Regions from separate parts of the Mus musculus genome. Here region 2 is linked to region 1. The links are chromatin contacts, found by Hi-C in ENCODE. All regions are on one chromosome and are shown on one strand. Each heading gives the region's core, a stretch centred on a gene start or an enhancer-like site at or near the end of the contact. The rest is flanking DNA. Distances are from core to core; before and after follow the strand shown. Region 1 overlaps E2f3 (E2F transcription factor 3). Region 2 has its middle 7.4 kb from the start of Gm34721.

The links. A loop is a pair of places that touch in the nucleus more often than their neighbours do.
Region 2: a map of T-helper 17 cell shows a loop between it and region 1 (70-fold over the local background). The contact joins two enhancer-like sites. A Hi-C loop is called at or near these places in 3 of 37 maps with a recorded cell type or tissue (T-helper 1 cell and T-helper 17 cell).

What each region holds. Positions count from the first base shown.
Region 1 is chr13:29,954,020-29,960,483 of GRCm38, forward strand. All of the region lies in intron 1 of E2f3 (E2F transcription factor 3), which reads right to left. Among named protein-coding and RNA genes, the nearest start is that of E2f3, 29 kb to the right of the region's middle. Within about 2 kb of position 2,895, at least 1 of the 3 ENCODE cell types and tissues checked has a DNase peak (open chromatin) inside an H3K27ac peak, as active enhancers do.
Region 2 is chr13:59,397,518-59,403,981 of GRCm38, forward strand. No RefSeq gene overlaps it. Among named protein-coding and RNA genes, the nearest start is that of Gm34721, 7.4 kb to the right of the region's middle. Within about 2 kb of position 3,945, at least 1 of the 3 ENCODE cell types and tissues checked has a DNase peak (open chromatin) inside an H3K27ac peak, as active enhancers do.

The DNA.
Region 1 (6,464 bases), core at 1,645-4,144:
TGGAGTTTCCATTTTTTTGTTAGAAAAATTAGAAAGAAAAAAATGTTTGGTCAGAATTTTAGATAAGTTTTGAGTGTTTCCCAAAACCTCATACTATCAACCTCCCTTTTATACCCCCCAACATCAACAAGGGAAGCTCCCAAATCAACTAAATTTATTTATTTATTTTGGCTTGGGGGAGAATCTCCAAATTACTACAAGAATACCTCAATTAAAATGACAGTCTAATACTACATTAATTTTTGCTTGTAAACAACTGGCTTGCCCGTGTGAATAACTACAGCCAATCAAGCCAGGCCTCTGAATCGGAGAGCAAGTGACAGCTGGAAAAAGTATGTGGTTCTGTTGATTCACTAAACCCACTCTGGTATCCATGTTTACCCAGACTGGTAATACTCACAGAAAACCAGAACGCAATTATCAATTTCTACTCCGCAGCCAAAACCACACCTAAGAGCTGATTTAAGATGGTGAAAAACCGCATATATGCCAGGAGCGATACACACCTTTAATCCCAACACATGGGGAGGGAGAAACAGACTGATCACTGGTTAGCAGCCAGCCTGGCCTACAGAGCGAGTTACAGTATCTACACAGAGTCCCAGAGCAGCAGGGGCTACAGAGAGACCGTTTCAGACCTAACCAAGTGAAGGAAAACAAAAACAAACAAAAATATTTGTCAAGAGAATGATGAATTATATGGAGTGGAAAGTTGAAGTTTGCTCACTAGAGACAAAGGCTGCAAGAGAAATACCCTAACTTACAATATTTAGACTTCCATAGAGAAAAAAAATACTGGGTAAAAATACAAAGGGGAGAGAAGGTAAAGAAAGCATCCTGTAAGCTAAGCGCTTGGAACCTAGAGGCAATAGGAAGGCGGAGCTCAGGGCTTGCCTCCCACGCACAGGGGAGTTAGGAGGTAATCAGGCAACATGAGAACCCATCACAAACAAGAAGCAGAAATACAAAACGGGGCGGGGCGGGGGAATGTTAACTTGATTATCCAAAAATCGGAAAAACGAACATAGGGGTGATACCTCGCTGCCTGCCTGCCTGCCATTGCTTTGAATTTGACAAAGCCCCTCACCACCGCCTAAGAGAAAGTTCACAAGTGTTAGGATTCCCATTTCATGGATCAAGAAAACAGAGCTCTCAAGTTTGCTCAGGCGAAGGCTAATGTCAAGGATCAAACTTGAACCTGGGATCCAAGTTTGGTGCCCTTTTGCCACACACCACACTAGAAGCTAAAGTTAACTTAAAGCAAATAAAAACTGTCACGTTACCCAGCCAAATCTGTGGTATTCACTATCATGAATAGTCTCAGAGTCACACATGTCATTAAATAAATCTTACAGCCAAGCAGAGCGTGGGTGCACACGACAATGCTCAGGCTGGTCCTGAGCAAGCCCCTGCTGCTGGAGTCGTTACCAAACCAGGATAGGGGAAAAGAGACAGGAAATTCCCCAGTCCCTTCCCCACCAGGCTATGAAACAAAGTGGTTTTAGTGTCGTCCCCGTCCCCGTCCCCGTCCCCCCCCCCCCCCCCCCCGCACACACTCAGATTGGAACAGACCACTGTTTTTCCACTGGACGCTAGAGGCTTTTGCTCCAAAGTTTCCCATTCCCCTTTGCTGAGTGAACATAGCTGTTACTTAAGTTCGGGAGAACAATCCACCAACACTACAGGAACAAACTACTTTTCAAAAACCCCTAATTTTAACGTTTTCTGTAGACGACTGGATTGTTTCACTGTATTTCCAACCTTGGCTTAGGTCAACTTCCATGCCCAAGAATAAGAACGGCTTCTTTCTACATCAAAAATCGAACACTCCGGTGTTGTCATGTCACAAACTACCAAACTGAGTCGAAATGGAAGGAGCTGTTCTTGCCTGATGCTTTACCGAACCATATTGGTGAGCCAACTGAGCCTTCTTTTTCTCATCTGTGAATACAGACAGATCCCTCCGTGTGTGTGCGCGCGCGCGCACACACACACATGCACGCTCTATGTAGAGGACAGGACCGAGCTGAGTTAGACACAGCTGGCCATGCCTGGCTTTTTATATGAGTGTTGTGGATTCAAACTCAGACCCTCACACTGGCACAGGAAAGCACTCTTATCCACGGACCCATCTCTCCAGCCCCACAGACCAACTTTTAGTTTTGTAAGATTTCCCACTATGTAAGTTGACCCAACCATAATGCTTTCATTTCGCATGACTCTTCTTATCAGAACAACATCAGTGGAGTTGAACAGCTTAAACCATAAGCAGTGTAGATATTCCTTTGGTCTTTAAGGTCCTATTCTTTCCTGAACCTCACAATGCAGCCTGGCTGGCCACTAACTCAAGAGATCCATCTGTCTCTGCAGGGATTAAAGGCCGGCATCACTATTGCCTAGCCTGGGACTTTTAAGGAAGTCATCTAATAAACAGGGCCACAGCCTGGAATTGATAATCTCAAGTACGTTAAGGTCAAGCATCCCTCAGTTTGAAAAGTTCTCTTTTTTTTTTGAGGATGTTGAAAGAGACCAGGGAAGACTATAATAAAGCAGCACTCATTATTAAAATTATTATTATATATCCAACAGAGCTCATTCTTACCTCCCATGTCATCCCAATTATTGTCTGTCCAGCAAGTCAATCCTTACCACCCTACCCCACCCCCTTTCCCCTTTAAAAGAACAAACTGCCTTTGTTTTACTCTTCTATTATCCTTTGTTGCTGTCATCCAGGGTTTGGTTTACTTGTTTTAAGATGGGGGGTGGGGGGAGCTCACGTAACCGGCATGGTGGTCCGTGCCTGGGGAGGCAGAGGCAGGCTGATCTCAGTTTGAGCCAGCCAGAGTGAGTGACTCAGAGAAAACCCCGTGGGGCGGGGCTGGGGGTGTTTGTGTGGTCCCTAGGCTTCTCTTGCTCTGCCTTTTATTATTCCCAAGTAGCTTGATCTCACCATCAAACTAAAGGACCAAGAGATCACGCTCAGGCCTCTCGCAGCAAGAAGGCTGGGTTGGCTGCTGGCTTTTCCCCCACTTCATGGTTTTGGGCCTGTGGATATTGTAACGAATTTGGGCATGTTGTAACTCTCCTAGGCCTTAAGCTCCTCCTCTGTAAAATGGATACACCATTTAAGACTTCAAAGAGCAGCTGTTGGGAGGAACAAACAAACCCCCGAGGGACCTTGCTCAGTTCAAGGCCACACCTATCTGCAACCGGCTCTGGCTCCATGCTCCTGTGTCTTCTCTGATGCCGGCCTGCAGTGGGTCACCATCCAGGTTTCCCACGGTTCCATCTGTCAAGCGTTCTTTCTATGGCTATGTACCCAGTTCCCTGTAAGTCCTAGTGGAGTCCCCAGTGCTCGCTCACACCAAGCCACCATAAAAGCATGGAGCAGTGAACGGGGAGTCAGGGCAGGGAAGCCCAATACCTGAATCCCTCTGCTCCCAAACACCACAAAAGTGATGCCTTGCTGCCCACCCTAAGGCGCTGTGGAAGAAATTTGTGGCTGTCTCTCTATTTTTTACAAAGAACAAGCAAGAGACTTCCGGTAATAATGAGGACTCCATGGAATGAGATGTCGAGGCATAAGACTGAGGTGGCACAGGGGGAAATTAAGGACTATACCTCTTCCTTCTGGCACCATGACACCAGGGTTTCTAATTAAGCCACAAATCACAGTGTCTTCAAGTACGGAGATTCTTAGATCTCAGAGATCAATCCTCCCCCTAATTACATGCATCACAAACTGTTAAGTAACCCGTCCGTGGTGTCTTGGCTCCTTGTGTTAGTTCACCAGAATTTAAGCCGGGATTCCCATGTGGGCCTCTGTTTGAGAAGACAGCACTGGCTTGCTCATGGTTGTTTTCCTTTAATAAATTCTTGCCACAAGTGGACCGAGAGGCTGTTTTTAATTAAGGTCTTAACCAAAAGATCAACTGGAAAGCTCTGTCCCTCCTCCCACGAGGGAGGACAAGCTTGTTTTGACCAGCTGTCCCAGATCCTTCTGCTCCTTCATCAAAGCCTGGATATCCTGTGGCAGTCCTGATACACTGAGCAGTGACCATTATAACCCTATCGGAAACTGACAGACGTGGGAGCGGCTTCAGAGGGAGGGGTGAGCCCACAGCACTGAGCACTTCCTAGACAGAGCTTCTTGTTCTACACACATCCACCCCAGATTTGGGTCTCAAGTAGCCCAGGCTGGCCTTGAACTTCCGACCCTACTCCAGGGGAGCTTGTTTACACAGTGCTGGGGATTGAACTCAGAGCTCCCTTCTTGCGAGGCAATCTGTACCAGCTGAGTTCCCTAGTTAGAGTTGAGGGGGTGGCCTCCTTCCTTCCGGCCCTCTAGCAAAGGCTATGACAGTCTTTCTAGGCCTACTGTTTTTGGACTCTGAAAAATAAAACATGCCAAGAAAATGCCCTGTACGGAAACACAGCTTTTCAAAGCACCAAAAAGGTATGTATGATACAGTAACAAACCTGTTAGATTTGAAGATCCAGGAGGTCCAAAGAACTCCTGTAGCTTTAAAATCTTAAAACCATGATAAATATATGTATTATCGGCAGCTGGGACTTGTCCAGGTGAGGAAGGATAAACATCAGTTACAGAGTATCTACATGGTCACCACAGTGAGGTGCACCTACAATCCCAGCAGACAGGAAGCTGAGGACAGAGAACTACTGCAAGCCTAAGGCCACCCTGGAGTCCACATAGTGAGTTCCAGGCCAGCCAGGCTGGGCTAACGAGACCTTATCTCAACAAATAAAACAATGGATGGTCTCCAGAACTCAGTCCAATGATAATCTGTTTAAAATCTAGCTTTTGGAATTCTTCACGACCTTCTGAAGGTCTGGCTCCATTTTATTTAAGGTTTTTTCCCCCTTAATGCTAAAATTTAACAAGGAATAGTTAAAATGTCATGTCAGTAACCAGTAAGTAAGATATTTTATGTTGTTCCTCTTGACTCTACATATGTCCTAGCTACTTTTATGTTAATTTGACACAAACTAGAGTCATCAGAAAGGTCAACTGAGAAAATGCCCCCATAATATCCAGTTATAAGGCATTTCCTTAATTAGTGATCGATGGGGAAGGGTCCAGCCATTGTGGGTAGTGACTTCTCTGAGCTGGTGGTCCTGGATTCAAGCTGAGCAAGCCATAATGAGCAAGCACACTTCCATGGCTTCTGCATCATTTCCTGTCTCCAGGACCTTCCCTGTTTGAGTGCCTGCCCAGGCTTCCTTTGATGATGGACTATGTATGACACAGAAGCAGAAGTTGTTTCACTGCAGCAATAGTAACTCTAACTAGGACAACACATTTGTTTTGTTTCCAAAAGTGAATTTAAATTTGTATGTATGTATGTATGTATGTATGTATGTATGTATGTATGTATGTAATGGGCGCCTTGCCTTCACTCATTTAGCAAATAATGGAGCATTATGTAGATGTCAGCTAAGATTCTGACTTCAGACAGTGAATGACAGGACAAGAAGTGAGGCAGAGTGGATGACAAGACATGACTGTGCGAGGCCAGGCTGCTCCAGGCAGAGGAAGCAGGGGGTGCCATGGTCCAGGGCAGGGCACAAGTTGGCAACACCTGCAAGGCTTCCCTGGACAATTCTATCATAGACCCTTTCTCAAAGCTCCATGCTCCTAACACACCTACCTGACACCCCCTCACAGAAGCCCCAAGGGGAGCCTGTTCACTGCCCCTGCTACATTCTGTTCTCATCATTCACCCTTCGCACTGCAGGCCACACACAGATCTGTGTGAGGGTTTCTGGGCCACACCACAGCCACCCCATAATCCTAACCGTTCCTTCATTTGCTCAACCGCATGGAAGCGGTTCTCTCAACCGTTCACCGTGTTCTTATGCCGGTGTCACACTTCTCCAGTCTGACAGCAGCTCTTCTTCCAGGCCGTCCCAGGCCAATAGACTAAGAGGAAATGGCTGCCTAGTGGGACCATCTTTCTTCCTTGTTCGGACTCATTGGAAGACTTCAACCGCAGGTCACTTTTAGATAAAGTAGAGTTTTGTGAAACCTCCAAACTCAAAGCCAAATAATTCCATTGAAAGACACATATCCTAGCCCAAATTGTTCTTCATAGGTGTTAGTAATGGTGACGCCCCCCCCCCATAAATCCATGTGCTGAAGCCCTAACCCCCGGACCTCAAAATGTCACTGCATTTGCAGCAGCACCTTTAAAGAGATGAAGTTATAAAACAAGGTCTTTGTTTGGGGCAGGTGGTGACACTATGCCGCTGGTCTGTATGAAAAAGCAAGGCTATAGTGACAGCAGGCACCTATGCACAGCAGAGTGACGCTCTGGGGACACCAACCTGGTGAGACCATGACCTTGGGCTTTGGGTCTCCAGAACTACCAGAGCACGTTTCAACGGTTTAACTAGAAATGACCCCAGAAAGTACCAGGTTGTAGAGATAGGAAACAGTGGCCTGA
Region 2 (6,464 bases), core at 2,695-5,194, about 29 Mb after region 1:
AAATGGCCTTTCCTTCAGTCTCTGCTCCATTTTTGTCTCTGCATTTCCTTTAGATAGGAACAATTCTGGGTTAAAATTTTTGAGATGGGTGGGTGGCCCCATCCCTCAACTGGGGGCCGAAGACCCTGAATTTCAAGTGTCACAAAACTCCTTACCTGTGAGGCCCCAGAGAAAGGAGGATGCTGACGAATGTTCCCCAGCTCTTTCACTGCTCAAATGAAGACCCAGACAAGACCCTGGGAGCCTGGCGTCCCCTGGTGGCCATTCACATTTAGTTTCCAAGTGCCTAACAAGGGTATCCTAACAGTAGCCCAATTCCTTGACCCTAACAAGGCAAGATATCAATCAGTAGCTCAGGCCAACACATAGCTTATTGTGAACTTGTGTCAGGGGTGATTAATTACAAAAAGAAGGTGCAAATGAGGGATGCCCACAGGAAATGACAACTGCATTTTATGAGCCTTAAAATTCAAACCAGGAGAGGAAAAACCATTCCAATCTAAAAAGCTGGGAATAGGGCCTCTTCCCCTCCCCCAGGTCTATTTAAGAAGGAAGCAAGACTAAATTGTAGAATACAGACAAGAGTTGGGTAGAGCTGGAGGGATTGGAGCCATTTGGAAAAGTTCTTTGGAAAGAAATTCTGGTAGGGTTTTTTTTTTTTAAAGAACTCTTGAGAAATTTAAATTAAATAAAACAGATTTCAAAACACATTGGATTATTTAAAGCAGCCAGTATCGATCACAAATAAATCGCTTCCTTCTTCCAGCTGTGTCCCACAGCTTAACTTGCAAAATAGATAAAATAGGTAAACGAACCCCCTGAATTCAGTCCCCATACCTAATCAACCCCTATTGTTTATCATCATCTGTGTCTCTGCACTAAAACAGTTCTTTGGTGATGCCGAGAATGTATGTGGCAGGCAAGCCCTGTGCATTTGTTAGCTGTAATTATTAGAACAACCCCACAAGGTAGGTATCACTAATCAAGATAGGCATCATTAATCAAGGTAGGCATCACTAATCGCACTTGTCAGATGAATGTTAGGATCTGGAACAAGGATCAGTATGTTCCCAAAGCCAAACTTCTGTGTAGTCATCTCTAACTCTGCCCTAAAGAAAGTGTGCCAGTTCTTAAACCTCTATCTGTATACAATGAAGATAATGCTGGAACTGAGAATTAACATTTATGTGGGTGCAGGACACCTTGCTGGGATCCAGGAAATATTCCAAAACTGGGTTTGTCATGTCCATTGTATGGCGTTGCTATAGCAGTCAGCAAAATCACCCAGTCCGATTTTGTACTTAAAATGGAAAAGATGTGGTATTTGAATTCTGTATTGGTAAGCAAATTAAGGACGCAATGCACACAAAAAGAATAATACTATGCCCAACCTAAAAGAAATGGTGGGGATTACAAGGTACAAGAACTAAAGATGTCTGGTAGGGTGGCTTTCCGTAAGCCCAGGATGGCCCTGACACAGAAGCATCATCATGTTCTAGCCCAGGGCATCATTGTGATGATCACCTTGGCCCTCTAGGCTCTGCTGTGGGGGACTTTCCTCCTGGTGACACCGCATCCATCAGCATCCATATAACATCTCCAGGGTTCCCCTTCCCACCAAGACCTGTTTGCAGAACTTTTGTTTACACCAGTTGTAAGTGACCGGTTCATAGCTAAATAATTCCTTTAAAAAGGTAATGGTATGATTTTTTGAGACTAAAATTAGGACACACACACACATTTTCAAGATGATTCCATGGGTAAGGGTGAGGGTCTCAAAGCCCATACCCACAGTTACACACCCACTCCAACAAGGCCACACCTTCTAATAGTGCCATTCCCTGGGCTGAGCATATCCATCACAATCCTGATGAACAAACCATGTAAACACTTTGCAATGGGTTTCCCTGAGATACTTACTCTGGAGTCAGCATACAACCTGTGGTGACCTGCCCCACTCCAGTGTAGCCTTAAATTTCCCCGCTGCCACAGCCAGAACATCAATACAACACGGCTTTGTTTATTTTGAGCACAGGGCAAGACCAGAACAGGTAAGAGAGGTAGTTTAAGGAATTTTATATCAAGGTATAATTATCAAACAAATGTGCCAATTAATTTCTAAAACTCGGTGTTTGAGCATACCTGCGACCCTCCTTGAAGCTCTGACTTGCCTTTAAAGCTCTCCCTGCCCACGTTTCCGCAAACTCTTCTTCTAGAGCAGTACTTTAGATTCAGCCACGTTTTCTTGCCAGTCCAGAAAAGCGATGAAATGTGTTGATTTCATTTCTATCTCCGGGGATTTTAAAGACTTTAAAAATACAAAATGTAGCCCTGCATCTGACCTGCCTGCTGGGCGTTGGGGTTTCGTAGAAGCACTTGCTGATTTTCAGCAGCTCCTTGCACCCACAACCCAGCCCCATGCAAAGCCCCTTAGCTGCTTCTCTGTGCTTGTTTTCCATTTGGATGGGGGTTTGCATATAGACTGTACACACTTCTCTACTGCATAGCTTGCACACTTGGGTTTCATTCTTTACGCTTTCATTCTAATCATTCTTTAAATCACTTACTAGAAGATCTTTTTCTCTAAAACTGAAAAAAAATTAAATGTGTGTGTGTGTGTGTGTGTGTGTGTGTGTGTACATGTGCATAAGTATGTACAAGTACCCAAGGAGACAAAGAAAGGGAGAAACAGCCCCTGGATCTAGAGTTACAGGTAGTTCTAAGCCACTAGATGTGGATGCTGGTAACCAAACTCAGCTTCATGCTGAGACATCTCACTGAGAGATATATTTTTTAAAAGGTTTATTTATTTATTTTATGTAAGTACACTGTAGCCGTCTTCAGACACCCCAGAAAAGGGCACCAGATCTCATTACAGATGGTTGTGAGCCACCATGTGGTTGCTGGGATTTGAACTCGACCTTCGGAAGAGCAGTCAGTGCTCTTAACCACTGAGCCATCTCTCCAGCCCCTCACTGAGGGATCTTAAGGTACAAAAAGAGAGTGCGGTGGTCTGTAGCACTCACACTCTCAGGCTCAAGTGATCAACAAAGGCCCAGAAATGTTAATGTTTGTCCAGACTTCACCGGACGAACATATGCCTTCACATACCGCCAATATACACTATATTGTTATTGTTATGATTGCTCCATTTTATCCCTTGTCACAGTTGATCCGCTGTGTGGTTAATTTATAAATTAAGCTTGGTTGTGAGCATGCTCGTGGACGTATGAGAACACATAGCACCTGTAATGGTTTGCCACTATCCGCAGCTTCAGATCACCTCACAGTGGCTCTTCACCAAGAACCCACACATTCAGAAATTACTAAGTGCGTGTCCCTGTGCTGATCTAGCCCCAGCCTCACAAGCCGTGCTATCTGTGGCCAGGCAGATCTTTGACAGCAGAGAGGTCATGCACAGAAGAGCACCTCAGCCTTTGTCAAACGTTGAAGAAGGTTAGTTAGAGTCTAACTGAAGAAATCACAGTGATAGACAGAAAACTGCTAGTGAATAGGGACAGGCTATGGGCAGGGTGGGGTTACTCATCCTTAGAAACGGGCTGGGAGGAAGGGTGGATCAGAAGGGAGCCAGGCTTTGTGCGAGAGGAAGTGGAGGGAAAGATCATCAATAGTATGGTGATTGATCAGAGTGAGCAAAGATTCCGAGGAATCTGGCTAGTGTGAGAGCCAGCCAGCCAGCCAGCATCACCATCTAGAAGGGAAGAGACGCTGGCTCAAGCCTGCATTGGAGTCTCAGGTCCAATATGTAGAGGGTTGGTAGAAGATGGTACCACTTTCTAGGTGAGGGAATGTCCCTGGGTAAGCAACAGTGGGGAGTTGTCATGTGTCTTAGGCTCAAAGGGACCCCTAAAGAGAACCACCTGCTGGCACCCACAGCCTCTGTTCTCAGTCATCTAAGGCACAAAGCCAAGATCTAGGAAAGATAACGGTCTGGAGGAGCTAGAGTGAGACTCTGGCATCAGTCCGAGGTAAGTTTGATGTATAAGAGCAAACCCACTATCCCTCATGGGTAGTTAGGCAAAAAGTAAAGAGGACCAGACTCCTGGACGGGCCAGTGAATCAGGTCTCTTGTCTTTCAGGTCCTTGCAGATTCAAGGAGCCCTGGGTCCTAAGCATGCTGCTTAGTTCTCACAGCATTCTCTAATTGCCTTGTGGCCTTAGCCGTAAATCAGCATGTACCTGTGAGAGTGGAATTTTCCGGGAATGTATGTCTTAAGAGCAACCTGGTGGGGTCCAAACCTGGTAAAATCTAGACTGAAAGTTAGGGATGGTGGTAGAGGAGTGGAAACTAAATAAACAGTCCCCAGTATGTCGAACCTATGTCTTAGCTGGAGAGCTAGGCGCGAAATGGGGGAGCGGGTGGGGGACAACTGAGTCACCAATGACTGGCACTAGCGCGACACCAAGAGAGAAATCTATCCCTCTTCGTGGAGGACAAGAGAAAGCCATTGCTCCTGTGGACCAAGCATTACCCAAGTGCCTGGTAAGTCAGGAGTTTTCCGGTTGGAGGGTCCCACGCATTTGAATTTATGCAGTTCCCAGTCCCTGGGGGAGAAAAATCTGACATCAAGCAATCGGTCAGCACTGCGGTTCCAGAATCCCTGCATGATGCGTGGGTTGCACAAAGACTGTGGGGCACCGATTAGCTCTTCTCTAATTATACAGGATTTACATTAGACAGCAAGTTTATTTTGGAATGCTGCACTAAGATGCCAACATTGGTGAGGATGAGGGGGCGGAGCTCAGGCTTGGCCTTTAGAATAGAATGGCTTTGTTGTTGCCGTGGAAACCAGCACCCTGTGAATTCTCAGGCGCCTTATTCTATAATTATAAGAGATCTGATCAGGGGGCTGGGGGTGGGATAATTTTTTTTTCTTTATAAATTGTATTCAGTGGCTGAAAATAGAAGGGCCTAGAGAATGAAGCTTATTATTAACTATCCGAAGGGCGTCCTTCAAGCTCTGGATGTGCGCAGAAAGCCAGGGTGCAACCAGGACCACATCCCTTAGTACTGCACACCAGTGGGACAGACAAAGCTGGATGTGGCAGCCAGGAGAGATACTAGGCAGAATCTGAGGCTGTTGCTCATAGCCAAGTCCTGAGAAATTCACAGTTTACAAGTTCTCCCTTTGTTAAGGGACTGTGAGAGGCAGAGCCGAGGCCTCCATGGCCGGCATCCATTCTCTGTAGATTATTTAAATTGACAAAAGATAGTGGGGAGCAGAGAAAGGACATTTGTTCAATGGGGTCACATGGGGAAGACAAGCACTGAGTTAAGTGACCCCCTCCCAAGTCCATCTTCTTCCTAGGTTAAGTTCAGAGGGCAGGAGGCATGCCATAAGCAAGCAGCCCTAGTAGGATGTGGCCCCTGACATCACTGTCTAGGTTCCAAACTCTCCTGCATGGTGGCCTGACAGCTGTCGGAATGATGAGTTCTCTTTCCCTGAAGACAAGCATGCCCTCAGGCTGGCACCCTCAGCCTTCTCCTCCAGGCTGTGACTCCTGGGGACAAGAGGAAGGCAAGCATCTCCAGAATACCTTCCCTCCTGCCTGGATCCCTCTCTTACTCCCATTGCGCCCTCCCTCCTCTCTCTCTCTCTCCTCTCTCTCTCTCCTCTCTCTCTCTCTCTCTCTCTCTCTCTCTCTCTCTCTCTCTCTCTCTCTCTCTCTCTCTCTCTCTCTCTCTCTCTCTCTCTCTCTCTCTCTCTTTCCCAGATAGTAGGTTGAGGTAGGATCCCAGCCATTCTAGCTATCAGACCTGGAGCAGACAGGAGGTTTTTAAAGGAGGAGGCAATGTCACACACAGCAGGGTTGTCTCAGGAATGGATCTGTGCTTGCTTTGGGAGAAAATCATTCTTGTCAAAATCCAAGCACAGTTTCAGGTTCCCATTAGGAACAGAAAAGCGAGATGCTTGCAACAATGTTACCTTTAACCTGTGGCGTTTCTACACTGCCTCTGGACATTTTGTCTGCTATGTATGGAGCACTTTATGCTGATTGGTTGGTAAAGAAGCCCTGGCAGTATGGGAAGGGATGGTCTAAGGACCGTCCCTCTTTAAATGGGTTACAGTCTTTCAAAAGCAAAGCAAGCAGTGTGAGGTACAGCTGAGTGTGTTAGGGGTACCAGCACTAAAATCACCAGAAGCTATTTCCTTCTCTTTTTTTAATGTATTTATTTTTGTTAACTTGTTTACATTTCAACCCCTTACCCAGTTTCCCCCACCTCCTGTAAACCCCCTATCCCATTCCCCCTCCCACTGCTTCTATGAGGGTGTACTGGCTAGTTTTGTGTCAACTTGACACAGCTGGAGTTACCACAGAGAAAGGAGCTTCAGTTGAGGAAATGCCTCCATGAGATCCAGCTGTAAGGCATTTTCTCAATTAGTGATCAAGGGGGAAAGGCCCTGTCTTAGTCAGGGTTTCTATTCCTGCACAAACATCAT